Regions from separate parts of the Homo sapiens genome. Here regions 1, 2 and 4 are each linked to region 3. Evidence: chromatin contacts called from ENCODE Hi-C or POLR2A ChIA-PET data. All regions are on one chromosome and are shown on one strand. Each heading gives the region's core, a stretch centred on a gene start or an enhancer-like site at or near the end of the contact. The rest is flanking DNA. Distances are from core to core; before and after follow the strand shown. Region 1 holds the start of CA14 (carbonic anhydrase 14). Region 2 holds the start of MRPS21 (mitochondrial ribosomal protein S21). Region 3 holds the start of ARNT (aryl hydrocarbon receptor nuclear translocator). Region 4 holds the start of PRPF3 (pre-mRNA processing factor 3).

Evidence for each region. Hi-C counts contacts between places; a loop is a spot of excess contacts on that map. ChIA-PET counts read pairs that join two places held with the same protein, here RNA polymerase II (POLR2A). Pooled maps may share reads with other maps.
Region 1: a loop to region 3 is called in a pooled map, with 2.9 times the contacts of the local background. The contact joins the promoter of CA14 here to the promoter of ARNT in region 3. A Hi-C loop is called at or near these places in 8 of 50 pooled maps. POLR2A ChIA-PET finds 5 or more read pairs at or near these places in 2 of 52 experiments (AG04450 and HEK293).
Region 2: a loop to region 3 is called in a pooled map, with 4 times the contacts of the local background. The contact joins the promoter of MRPS21 here to the promoter of ARNT in region 3. A Hi-C loop is called at or near these places in 1 of 168 maps with a recorded cell type or tissue (CD4-positive, alpha-beta T cell) and 8 of 50 pooled maps. POLR2A ChIA-PET finds 5 or more read pairs at or near these places in 1 of 52 experiments (activated T-cell).
Region 4: a pooled map shows a loop between it and region 3 (7-fold over the local background). The contact joins the promoter of PRPF3 here to the promoter of ARNT in region 3. A Hi-C loop is called at or near these places in 1 of 37 single-sample maps with no recorded cell type and 8 of 50 pooled maps. POLR2A ChIA-PET finds 5 or more read pairs at or near these places in 1 of 52 experiments (A549).

Annotation. Positions count from the first base shown.
Region 1 is chr1:150,256,307-150,259,069 of GRCh38, forward strand. CA14 (carbonic anhydrase 14) reads left to right here and starts at 1,468. Exons shown (of 11, transcript NM_012113.3): 1 at 1,468-1,877. The coding sequence starts at 1,823. RefSeq lists an enhancer at 1-352.
Region 2 is chr1:150,292,457-150,295,156 of GRCh38, forward strand. It overlaps MRPS21 (mitochondrial ribosomal protein S21), which reads left to right and starts at 1,405. Exons shown (of 3, transcript NM_031901.6): 1 at 1,405-1,442; 2 at 1,879-1,993. The coding sequence starts at 1,911. LOC105371434 (a long non-coding RNA gene) reads right to left here and starts at 1,364. Exons shown (of 2, transcript XR_922129.4): 1 at 1,176-1,364; 2 at 844-1,041. RefSeq lists an enhancer at 1,693-1,752.
Region 3 is chr1:150,875,326-150,878,025 of GRCh38, forward strand. It overlaps ARNT (aryl hydrocarbon receptor nuclear translocator), which reads right to left and starts at 1,274. Exons shown (of 22, transcript NM_001668.4): 1 at 1,218-1,274. The coding sequence starts at 1,242. RefSeq lists silencers at 900-1,329, 1,333-1,606.
Region 4 is chr1:150,320,126-150,322,825 of GRCh38, forward strand. PRPF3 (pre-mRNA processing factor 3) reads left to right here and starts at 1,408. Exons shown (of 16, transcript NM_004698.4): 1 at 1,408-1,467. RefSeq lists enhancers at 522-1,087, 1,217-1,266, 1,457-1,506.

The DNA.
Region 1 (2,763 bases), core at 218-2,717, 620 kb before region 3:
ATGGATGGGGCTTTGGGGAACCTCAAAACATAAAACTTTCCTGAAGGGGACAAATAACTCAGAGGGTGATAGGAGAAGAAAAAGGGAAATGACATCAGCAAAATGGCTTGGCTTTGCAGATCAATCACAGGGGATAGAAAGGCACAGTGAGCTCCTGTCTCTGCAGGAGCTGATGATCCAGCACATGCATTATTCTGTTCATTTGGCTTTTATCCTGCTCCCTTATTTAGCTTCTGCTCCCTTTGTTTGGCTATTTATTGCTACTCGGCAGGAGCAAGGAGGGCAGAGGGAGCTTCAGATGGGTGCATCCTCCTGGCTGGTGCCTCTGGTGAAGAGCATGGAGGAGAAAGAGGTTTCAATGTCTGGCTTGAAAGTATCTGTGGGTTTCACATTCTCTAACGAGGGATTTAGGATGTACATTCCAATCGGGATTTCCAGTCCCGTGGGGAGCAAACATCAGTTCACATTCCTGAGACGTGCAGCCTCCATGCTCCACGGACGCAGCTCCTTGGTGGCAGGTTTCATTCAGTGCCACATGTCCTGCCTCAGCCCTTTGTTGGGCTGGAAGGAAGACCCTGAGCCCCTCTTCCATCTGGATCACATGGTCTCTCCAGACCCTCCCCTCTCTTTCTCTGGAAACCACCTTTTTCTGATGGTGGTAGTGATTGTTCCTAAAGTCTCTCCTTTCCTCCTGCCCTGGCCTCTCTGCCGGAGGTCAGTGTCCTCTTCAGTGACAAAAGCCGCCCTAGATCTGGGCTCCCTGGAGAGGGAGGTGGCTGGGTCTGGCAGTTACAGCCGCTGTCTCTCCATGGTGCTGCTACACCCCTCCCCCACTGGGCATACAAATGGGCTTTATCCAGCAAACAACGCTCCCTCCCCGCACTCCCCCCACCCCAGGCCACACAGGCACGTGGACCCAGGCCTCACCGTGGGAAGGGGGTGGTGGCAGGCACAGAAGAGATTGCTCCAGATGAGTTCTCCTTGCCTCACTTCTCTTCCTTAGAACTTAGGACACAACTCAGGTTTTAGTTATTGACTTCCTCCACCCCTCCCCTGCACCCTGAGTCCCTAATTCCTTCTTGTTATATATCTCCTAATTCTGGACTCTTCCCATTCCAGGGCAGCTCAGATTATGCAGGGAATTGGGAACAGGTACCCCCACCATCTGCCGCATACCACCCAGGGAGCTGCTCCTCAGAGGAGAAATCAGGCGGGGGGATGAAAATACAGTGTCCTTTTGAGGGGGCTGAGTTGAACCCCAAAGCCCCTTCCTTGACCCTGCCTGCTCCAGGGAACACCCATCTAAACAGCATCTGTGTGACTAGCAGAGGAAGGAAGAGCTCACCCCAGCTGGGCTCCTGAGCCAGGGCCAGGGCTCCAGTGAAACTTGCCGCGCTCCAGCTCCGAGTGGGGCCATCCTGCATGCCTAATTGGCTATTTAAGGAGCTGTTCACCAGCAGCCCAGGCAGCACCCCCGTCCCCACATACACCAGTTCAGAGCCACCTTAAAAGCAGGAGGCAGTTGTAAAGTCGCTGGCCAGCTAGTGGAGTGGAGACTGCAGAGGGAGATAAAGAGAGAGGGCAAAGAGGCAGCAAGAGATTTGTCCTGGGGATCCAGAAACCCATGATACCCTACTGAACACCGAATCCCCTGGAAGCCCACAGAGACAGAGACAGCAAGAGAAGCAGAGATAAATACACTCACGCCAGGAGCTCGCTCGCTCTCTCTCTCTCTCTCTCACTCCTCCCTCCCTCTCTCTCTGCCTGTCCTAGTCCTCTAGTCCTCAAATTCCCAGTCCCCTGCACCCCTTCCTGGGACACTATGTTGTTCTCCGCCCTCCTGCTGGAGGTGATTTGGATCCTGGCTGCAGATGGGGGTAGGTACAACTAAATGTCTGTGTGTGGATTTGTGCTGATGTTCACATGTCGCCAGGTGTGCTTAATGGGGGGAGGAGAGGTGTGAAAGGAAGCCTAGAGGCTGGAATAATAGGCTCAGAGATGAGGAAAAAAGAGTGGGGTGTGGAGGAGACCACTTCCCTTCTTTACCTTTTGTCTCTCCAGCCTTGTTGTTATTGGAGGTCGGGGAGAACTAGCGGCAGGCAGGCAGAGTGTGTACACATGCAAGTGCTGGAATCTCTTTGCAGGCTACAGATTTTCTCCAGAGCTCTTTCCCCCACTGCCCTGGTCCCAGGCAGGACTCCTGGACTTCTTTATTTACAAACTCCTCCAAATAGGGAGTCAAAGAGGCCTGGAGTAAAAAGATGGATAGATGGGGGTAGGGGGAAGAATACTTCCTGCCCAACTCAGACCCTGATCTCCAATTCATCCCCTTTTGGCCAAGATTCCCTCTTCATTCTGTGGAGCGACTAACTCCCCAGTTATCCTCTGAAAGTGGCAGTAAGAGTCAACATTTGTTTGACATTTTACAGTTTACAAAGGACTTTCAGGAGCTCCCAGGAGATGAGGAGGGATTCTTGGGAGAACAGGCTGAAGCGCTCCAGGAGTGTCCCCAGGAACTCCTAGACCTCATTTTTGTGTTTCCTGTGCCTAGCACAGTGTCCAGCACATACTAGGTGTGTAACTGAGGTTTGTGGAAAGAGCAGGGTGAGGTGGGTGTCCAGAGAGCAGAAGGCAAATGCAGAGAGGATGGGGGCAGGCAGGCAGCCAAATGGAGAGTCACAAATCTCATCTGAGGAGAAAGAAAAAAAGAGGGAAAGAGGAGGAAGAGACAGAATAAGTGTGTTGAGGCTCTGACCAGAGTGG
Region 2 (2,700 bases), core at 155-2,654, 580 kb before region 3:
GTGATCTACCCGCCTCAGCCTCCCAAAGTGCTGGGATTACAGGCGTGCGCCACCGCGCCTGGCCCTATTTATTTATTTATTCATTTTTAATTTTTTGAGACAGGGTCTCACTCTATTGCCCAGGCCAGGGTGCAGTGGTGTGATCAAAGCTCGCTGCAGCCTTGACCTTCCAGGCTCAGGTGATCCTCCCCCTCAGCCTCCCAAGTAGCTAGGACAACAGGCCATGCCACTACACCCGGCTAATTTCTATATTTTTTGTAAAGACGGAGTTTTGCTTTGTTGCCCAGGCTGGTCTCGAACTTCTGGGCTCAAGTGATCCGCCTGCCTTGGCCTCCCAAAGTGCTGGGATTACAGGTGTGAGCCACCGCGTCCAGCCCATATAATTTATTTTGCATTTATTATATACTACTTTGTTTTAGTATCTTTTATGTGGTCCTAGTGGTCCAGGAGGCACTAGAGTGGTATCAACAGTATCTGACACAGAGTAGTCATTCAGTGAAAGTTTGTTGACAAGCATAATAATGTCCCAATCTAGTTCTATTTCGTTACTTTGGACCTGGCTTACTCTGAGGTGGGCTTAAGTGTTAGTGTAAGTTATTAGCATCAACTGATGATGCACACGTCTGTGTCTGTGTCTGTGTGTGTGTGTGTGTGCGTGAGCGTGCGCGCGCACTCTCTCTCTAAGGGAGGTACGTTTTCCTACAGCCATTAGATGTTAACTTACGTGAATAACCATAAATGGATATGTACAGGTAGCATACAAATAGGAGGACGGGTGTCTCCACAGCGAAGAAGAAATTTAAAAGGAGGTTTTTCAGTAGGTCTCATTAGCACGAAAAGGCATAGAAGCTGACATAATTTTTTATTCTAAACCCTGCAGGTGTTTCCCATATATCTTTATTGATTTCACTTTATGTAGTTAAATTAGTGGGAAGATGATATAGGAAACTCACAGTATGTTTATTTCTTTTCCTTAGCACTTAGGCAGATGACGTGTATGAATCAATCTATTTTTCGTCCGGAGAGCAGATCTCAAAGAGTCTGTCCTTTCCAAAGAGAAAACAGGAAGCATCCTCAGGAAGCGCCTACTTCTCTTGTTTTCCATCGAGAAAGAGAAATGGCTCAAATATTTATCAAGGATTTCACAGGATTAAGGGGTATGAAATTGGGCTGACCTTCTCAGAGGCCGAAGGACTTCGACTCCATGAGAGGGCGAGAAACGTGTTTCGGGGGAATTTAAGTCAATGAGTATTTTGCTTTGTCAGGTGTAGAGTCCAGGCCCGGGGAAGAGAGGCAGTCAACAGAGGCCAGAAAGGACGTTGCTATGGTTTCCACGCACGTTGTCTCCCTCGGCCTGTTTCTTTGCGCGGCGCTGGCGATTCCGTAATTTCCGCTTCCGGTAGTGAGAACCCTTCCGGTGGGCTAGGTACTGAGCGCGCGAGGTGAGGAGTTGTGCAGGGTTTGGGGAAAGGAAGGCTGGCTTGGCGAGAGGGCAGGTTTGCGGGCTTTCGCCCCCTTTTCCAAAGACCAACAAAGAGTCCTTCCCCAACTCCCAACTCAACCCCTTTTGGAACTATGTGTGGTGGTTGGGACCCTGTGGCGCATCCTTGTCGCTCGTGTCCTTCTCATGCCCGGCGACGCGTCTTTGTGGTAACGCCCTGCTGCCATCTCTTTTCTTCTCTATGCGAGGATTTGGACTGGCAGTGAGAATAAGAGACAACGATTCACGTCTACTTTCTAGGATGACTTCCATGTGCTCCATCTCGCGCGTCCCTGAGCATGTTGAATTTCCAAATCCTAAATAAGCCGCGCGGTGTAGTTTGTATTATGTTGCGTTTCTCTTTCTGCTTTCCTCGCCCTTTCTCCATCATCCTTTAGGCTCTACAGAGTGAAGGTTTAAATCCAAGGTCATGGCAAAACATCTGAAGTTCATCGCCAGGACTGTGATGGTACAGGAAGGGAACGTGGAAAGCGCATACAGGACCCTAAACAGGTAACTGTTAAGGGACCAGAATCATGCCTAGACTCTCTGGGAAGTGCGGTGGTTATTCTCTCCCTTCCCCTTTCGTTGATTGTTCTCAAAACAGTGCCAGCCCAGGTGTTCACAGTCTCTTAAAACGTCTCAGCCCCTCAGTTTATTATCTTAAAAATGAAGTTCTGGGCCGGGCGCGGTGGCTCACGCCTGTAATCCCAGCACTTTGGGAGGCCGAGGCGGGTGGATCACATGCGGTCAGGAGTTTCAGACCAGCCTGGCCAACATGGTGAAACCGTGTCTCTACTAAAAATACAAAAATTAGCCGGGCGTGGTGGCAAACGCCTGTAATCTCAGCTACTCGAGAGCTGAGGCAGGAGAATCGCTTGAACCCGGGAGGCAGAGGTTGTAGTGAGCCAAGATCGAGCCACTTGCACTCCAGCCTGGGCAAGAGTGAGACTCTATCTCAAAAAAAAAGAAAAAAAGTTCTTCCTCAAACCTAACTGTATGAATTGTATTCAACAAGTAATCACCCCCCGCACCTCCCCGCTTTTAATTTTAATTTTAATTTTTTTTTTTTTTTTTGAGGCAGAGTCTCGCTCTGTCACCCAGGCTGGAGTGCAGCGGCACGATCTCGGCTCACTGCAAGCTCCGCTTCCTGGGTTCACGCCATTCTCCTGCCTCAGCCTCCTGAGCAGCCAGTACTACAGGCTCCCGCCACCACGCCC
Region 3 (2,700 bases), core at 24-2,523:
CCAGAAACACGGTAGAAAAGAAATTTCAGTGATTCAACTGTCCTATCAAAATCTGGATATTGCAAAATCATACTGCCTTTCAGTAACATGAAAAAAAATCTAATTTAAATTTCAACGTGGGGATGGGGGTAATCACTCCTACTGTTTTATTTTCAAGAAATTCTCCGCCCCACGCAACACACACACATATCTCAAGGCCCTTTTTAAGGCTATCAAATATATTGGTTTTTGGAAAAGGATAGACTTTATTTGGCAAGAATAACCAAGGTCTCCAAGATAAACTAGACCCCTAAAATGAAATGCCTTCTAAAGAGGAATAACTGTAACATAGAGGAAAGAGGGCTGGGACTAGTAATTTGAAGATCTGATCTCTCTAGAACTGCACTACACCCTACTCCATCTCTTAGACAAAACAGACCAAACCTTTTTGATATTTGATTATTTTTTGAAATTGAGAAATGGTGTGGAATCAAACTTTTCTGAAAGAGTTTGGAAATTGCCTCGACGTAGGCCTAACAAGATTTAAACCTGGGGCTGTGGAACTAAAGACCTGTCCGGAACCATAACCATTACACAAACCCCTGCCCTCAGCAGGCAAAGACCTACAGGCCCTCTTAACACAAGATCTAAGTTTCAAAGTATAGTCCGGGGACGGAGACGGGGACGGGGGTTGCGGGTGGGAGGTAACAGCCTAAAGAAACGTCGTATATATCAAAGAATGTCCATTTTTTATTTTTTAAATTAAAATCTAAACCTTTAAATGTTTGGAAGCAACGCCTCAACTAAAGAGCAGTGTGGTCCAGGGTTTATGAATCCAAACTACTCTTAAAGTAAACCGAGACACTCTGCCTACAGTTTTCGGCATCAAGCGGCTCCAGCGGGCAGAGGGTTAAAAGAGGACCACATCACAGACCAGACGCCGACCGAGGAGTGAGGGCGGGCCAGCCCCGCACTGGCTGCCGCTCCAACGGAGGTCAGGACAGGGAGCCCCCCTCAACTCCCACCTGCCCCCTCGCTCCCTTGGGTATACTCGAGTCTACCCAAGTCCCCGGGATCGGGCCCCTCCCCAGGTCACCGCTCCCCCACCGTCTCTCGCGGCCCCCGCCCCGCCCCGGCGCCTTCAGCTCCAGCTGCGTCCCCTCAGCCCTGGGTCTCCTTAGTTGTCAGCCCCTTCGGCCCCTCCCCTTTAGAGGCGCCCCAGTCCTCCGTCTCCTCACCGGGGTTGGCAGTAGTCGCCGCCATGGCCGCAGATGCCACCGCCGCCGCGCCACCCCCCCCCCCAGTGGGAGGAGCCGCCGCCACCGAACCGGGAGGGAGGGGAAAAGAAAGGCCACTCCCCAGAAGCGGCGCCTGACCGCCGCCTCCGCTACCGCGGAATCCAAGATGGCGGCTTCAGCAGCCCCCAGCATCCCAGCCCCTGCGGCGGGGAGACCCCGCCTATATAGTAGGCGGAGTCAACACACGGCCAGCCTCCTAAGAAAAATTGACCAATGAAAATGCCAAATCGTCCAAGGGCAGGGCTACTCACTGCGCCAGCCAGTCCAGTGAAGGGAGGGCGAGGAAGAAGTCCAGCTGTCTCCCTAATCTCGCCCTCCTTGCGTAAGAGGTCAATGACCGAGTAACGTCATTGAAATGCAATTAAAATGGGTATTTTAGGCTGGGCGCGGTGGCTCGCGTCTGTAATCCCAGCACTTTGGGAGGCCGAGGCGGCCGGATCACCTGTGGCCAGGGGTTCGAAACCAGCCTGGCCAACATGGCGAAACCCCGTCTCTACTAAAAATACAAAATTAGCCGGGCGTGGTGGCGCATGCCTGTAATCCCAGCTTCTTGGGAGGCTGAGGCAGGAGAATCGCTTGAACCTGGGAGGCAGAGGTTGCAGTGAGCCGAGATAGCGCCACTGCACGCCAGTCTGGGCAACAAGAGCGAAACTCCGTCTCAAAAAAAAAAAAAAGGATATTTTACTAAAAACCTTCGCTTGGTGGTGGATTCGTCTGAGTGGTTGCCGTGCAGACAATGTATCTTGTAAATCCTCTTTAGGTGCTAAAGAGCACCTAAACATCACATGGTGATTTGTAATCCTTTCCAGTTTTTTTCCTCTTTTAAGGACTTTTGTCCCTGGTGAAAAAGTTAAATGACTAACTTTTGAATGCCTGCTATGGAACCGGTAGTCTAAAAGGATCCAGGTGTTAACGGTTTGGTATGGGAGATATTGCCAGCCAAAATTGGAGGCAATAGATGAAGAAAGTAATTTGAGAATGGGTAACTTCTTTGGTCAGTGACAGGGACAGAGTGAGGAGTTTTGTTTGTCTGTTTTTGAGACAGAGTCTCTCTCTGTCGCCCAGGCTGGAGTGCAGTGGCGCAATCTCGGCTCACTGCAACCTCCACCTCCCCGGTTCAAGCAATTCCCCTGCCTCAGTCTCCTGAGTAGCTGGGATTACAGGCGCACGCCACACGCCTGGCTAATGTTTTTTGTATTTTTAGTAGAGATGGAGTTTCACGACGTTGGCCAGGCTGGTCTCGAACTCCTGACATCAGGCAATCTGCCCGCCTCGGTCTCACAAACTGTTGGGATTACAGGCGTGAGCCACCACACCTGGCCAGTGAGGAGTTTTTAATAGGGAATCAATAAGATGATGGCTGTGCAGATTTATTTTCTTTTTTCTTTATTTTTTTCTGAGACGGAGTCTTGCTCCATCACCC
Region 4 (2,700 bases), core at 158-2,657, 560 kb before region 3:
GGTGGGGCTTGGTATGTACATTGTTATCTTTAGATACAAAAATCTCCTACTATCTGGGGAATGTGAATAACCTCCCTGAAGAACAACTGCATCTTCTAGTCAGCCTACCACCAAGAAGACATTTTGGAACTTTAGTTTGGATAGTTTATAATATAAAAATAATGGAATTTTTTCCATTTCTCATATAAGAAATTGTGTCATAATACTGGACAATCTTTTTCCAAACTATCTTTGTCCACACACATGTTGTTATGAATCATCGATTTAAAGAGTCAGTAGGGGCCGGGCGCGGTGGTTCAACCCTGTAATCCCAGCACTTTGGGAGGCCGAGGTGGGCGGATCACGCGGTCAAGAGATGGAGACCATCCTGGCCAACATGGTGAAACCCCGTCTCTACTAAAAATACAAAAGTTAGCTGGACGTGGTGGTCGCGCGCCTGTAGTCCCATCTACTCGGGAGGCGGAAGTTTCAGTGAGCCGAATGCACTCCAGCCTGACGACAGAGCGAGACTCCGTCTCAAAAAATAAAAAATAAAAATAAAAAATAAAGGGTCAGTAGGTTAGAGCCTCATTTTGGAGAGAAGTTAATATATAGACCTATTGATAGAATGGAGAAAACAATACTGGTAGGTCTCACTTGTCATTTATTGAGCCCAAAGTGCTGGGATTACAGGCGTGAGCCACGGCGCCCGGCCTGACACCACTGTTAAATTAGGGAGAAAGGGTTTACTTTCTACCAGAAAGGCTGTGTTTGAACACAAACGCAGAAGCCTCGCTCTTCATTCTAGCCTAAGTTTACTTTTGCGCACTTATTCTCCATATGAGGAAAACAGCAAGTAGCCCAATTTCCGCTTCAGGAAGTTAAAGACATTAACTTGGCAGAAATCGGCCGGGCGCGGTGGCTCACGCCTGTAATCCCAGCACTTTGGAAGGCTGAGGCGGGCGGATCACGAGGCCAGGAGATCGAGACCATCCTGGCTAACACGGTGAAACCCCGGCTCTACTAAAAATACAAAAAATCAGCCGGGCGTGGTGGCGGGCGCCTGTAGTCCCAGCTACTCGGGAGGCTGAGGCAGGAGAATGGCGTGAACCCGGGAGGCGGAGCTCGCAGTGAGCCGAGATCGCGTCACTGCACTCCAACCTGGGCGACAGAGCGAGACTCCGTCTCAAAAAAAAAGCTAAAAAAAAAACCTTGGCAGAAATCTAGCTAATAGGTTTAGCCTGGGAAATAGAAAGCAAGGAAATTGCTCAGGGAAACTTTTCGGTTCTGCGACGCATGCGTTCAGCCTCCAAGAAAGTGGCAAATACGGCTGCGCGAATTGGCGGCCCGGCCCTCCTTGGTCACGTGTTGGGAGACAGCGGCGTGGCGGCGGCGGTGGCGGTAGCGACGGCACGCCGTAGGGCGGTCAGAAGGTTTCCGGTTCCGGTGTAACGTTCGGGCTCCGTCTCAGGGGCTGAAGTTTGTGAGGTGAGTAGTGGCCCCGGGCCCACAGAGGGTAATTCCAGTCCGCGCCACTGTGGCCGGGGACTCAGTCCAAGGGGAGGACCGAAGCGGGAGGGTTCAGCGGGAAGGAGTGTGAAAGGAGTACCTGGTTTGGTGGGAGAAGAGGTTGGAATGAGATTGTTGAGAGGAAAAGGGCGGGGGCGGGAAGGAGACCGGGTTGGGAGACCAGCTCTGGGGTGAGGAGTTTAGGTAGAACAAGGTAGAGTAAGAGACTGGTTGGAGTGACGGAGAGAGTAAAAATGAAGATTAGCGGGGGAGTGGGGGGCTGCAGAGGGAAACTCAGGTTGTAGCAAACAAGAGCACGGAGTAAGGAATTCCTTCTGAAGACTGGATTTGGATTCTGCTGCCTGCTCATTGAGAGGAGAGATCATTGTACCTCGCTTTCCTTCCGCACCCCCACTACCCCCGCACCTCGCAGTTATTGTTGAGCATTTGATTAGTGACAAGGCTAATTACCGTTTGAAACTTTTTTATCCATTGGCTGTTTAGTTTGCACGTCATCTTATGGAGGTAACAGTGGCACCTCATTTATTGCTTTGGGCTTTCAAATTGCTTATACTTTCTAGCCTATCATTCAATTCTAGTGGAATATAAGACCCGTTAAGGTGAGGACTCTTGTTAGTTTTGCTCACTGTTTTATGTATCCACCGCACCTAGTACATTGCTTGACACTTAGTAGTTACTCAATAAATATTTATTGAATGAATTAGGATGTAAATATGGCAGTACTCATTTTGTAAGATGGTAAACTGTGGCTCCAAAGAATTACTTAACTTGCCCAAGGGCTTGTAAATGGTGGGGCTCAGTGTCCCAACTGTTTCTGTGTGAACTCTTGTTTTCACTTTCTATGGCATCTGGATATGCCGCTTTTGTGCAATACATGTGTAATATGTAGAAATTGGTACGCTGTATGTCTACTCATTGTGGGGTAATAGAACCACCATAGAATTACTCACGTAACTTGTCACTGAGGCAGAAAATCTTTCAGTCTTAGTTTCATCACTTCAATCTACTAGCTTCCTTTGGATATACCAAAAGTGAGTCTATTTGGCATCAAGTCTTATAGACTCTAGTATAGAGGCTAAACTTACCAAGAATGTAGAAGTTAATCAGACTGGATTTTTTGGAGAAAAGATGTCTTAAAACATCTTGAAAGATGATTCCCAGATCTTTGATAAGTGGCACTGCTGGGAATAG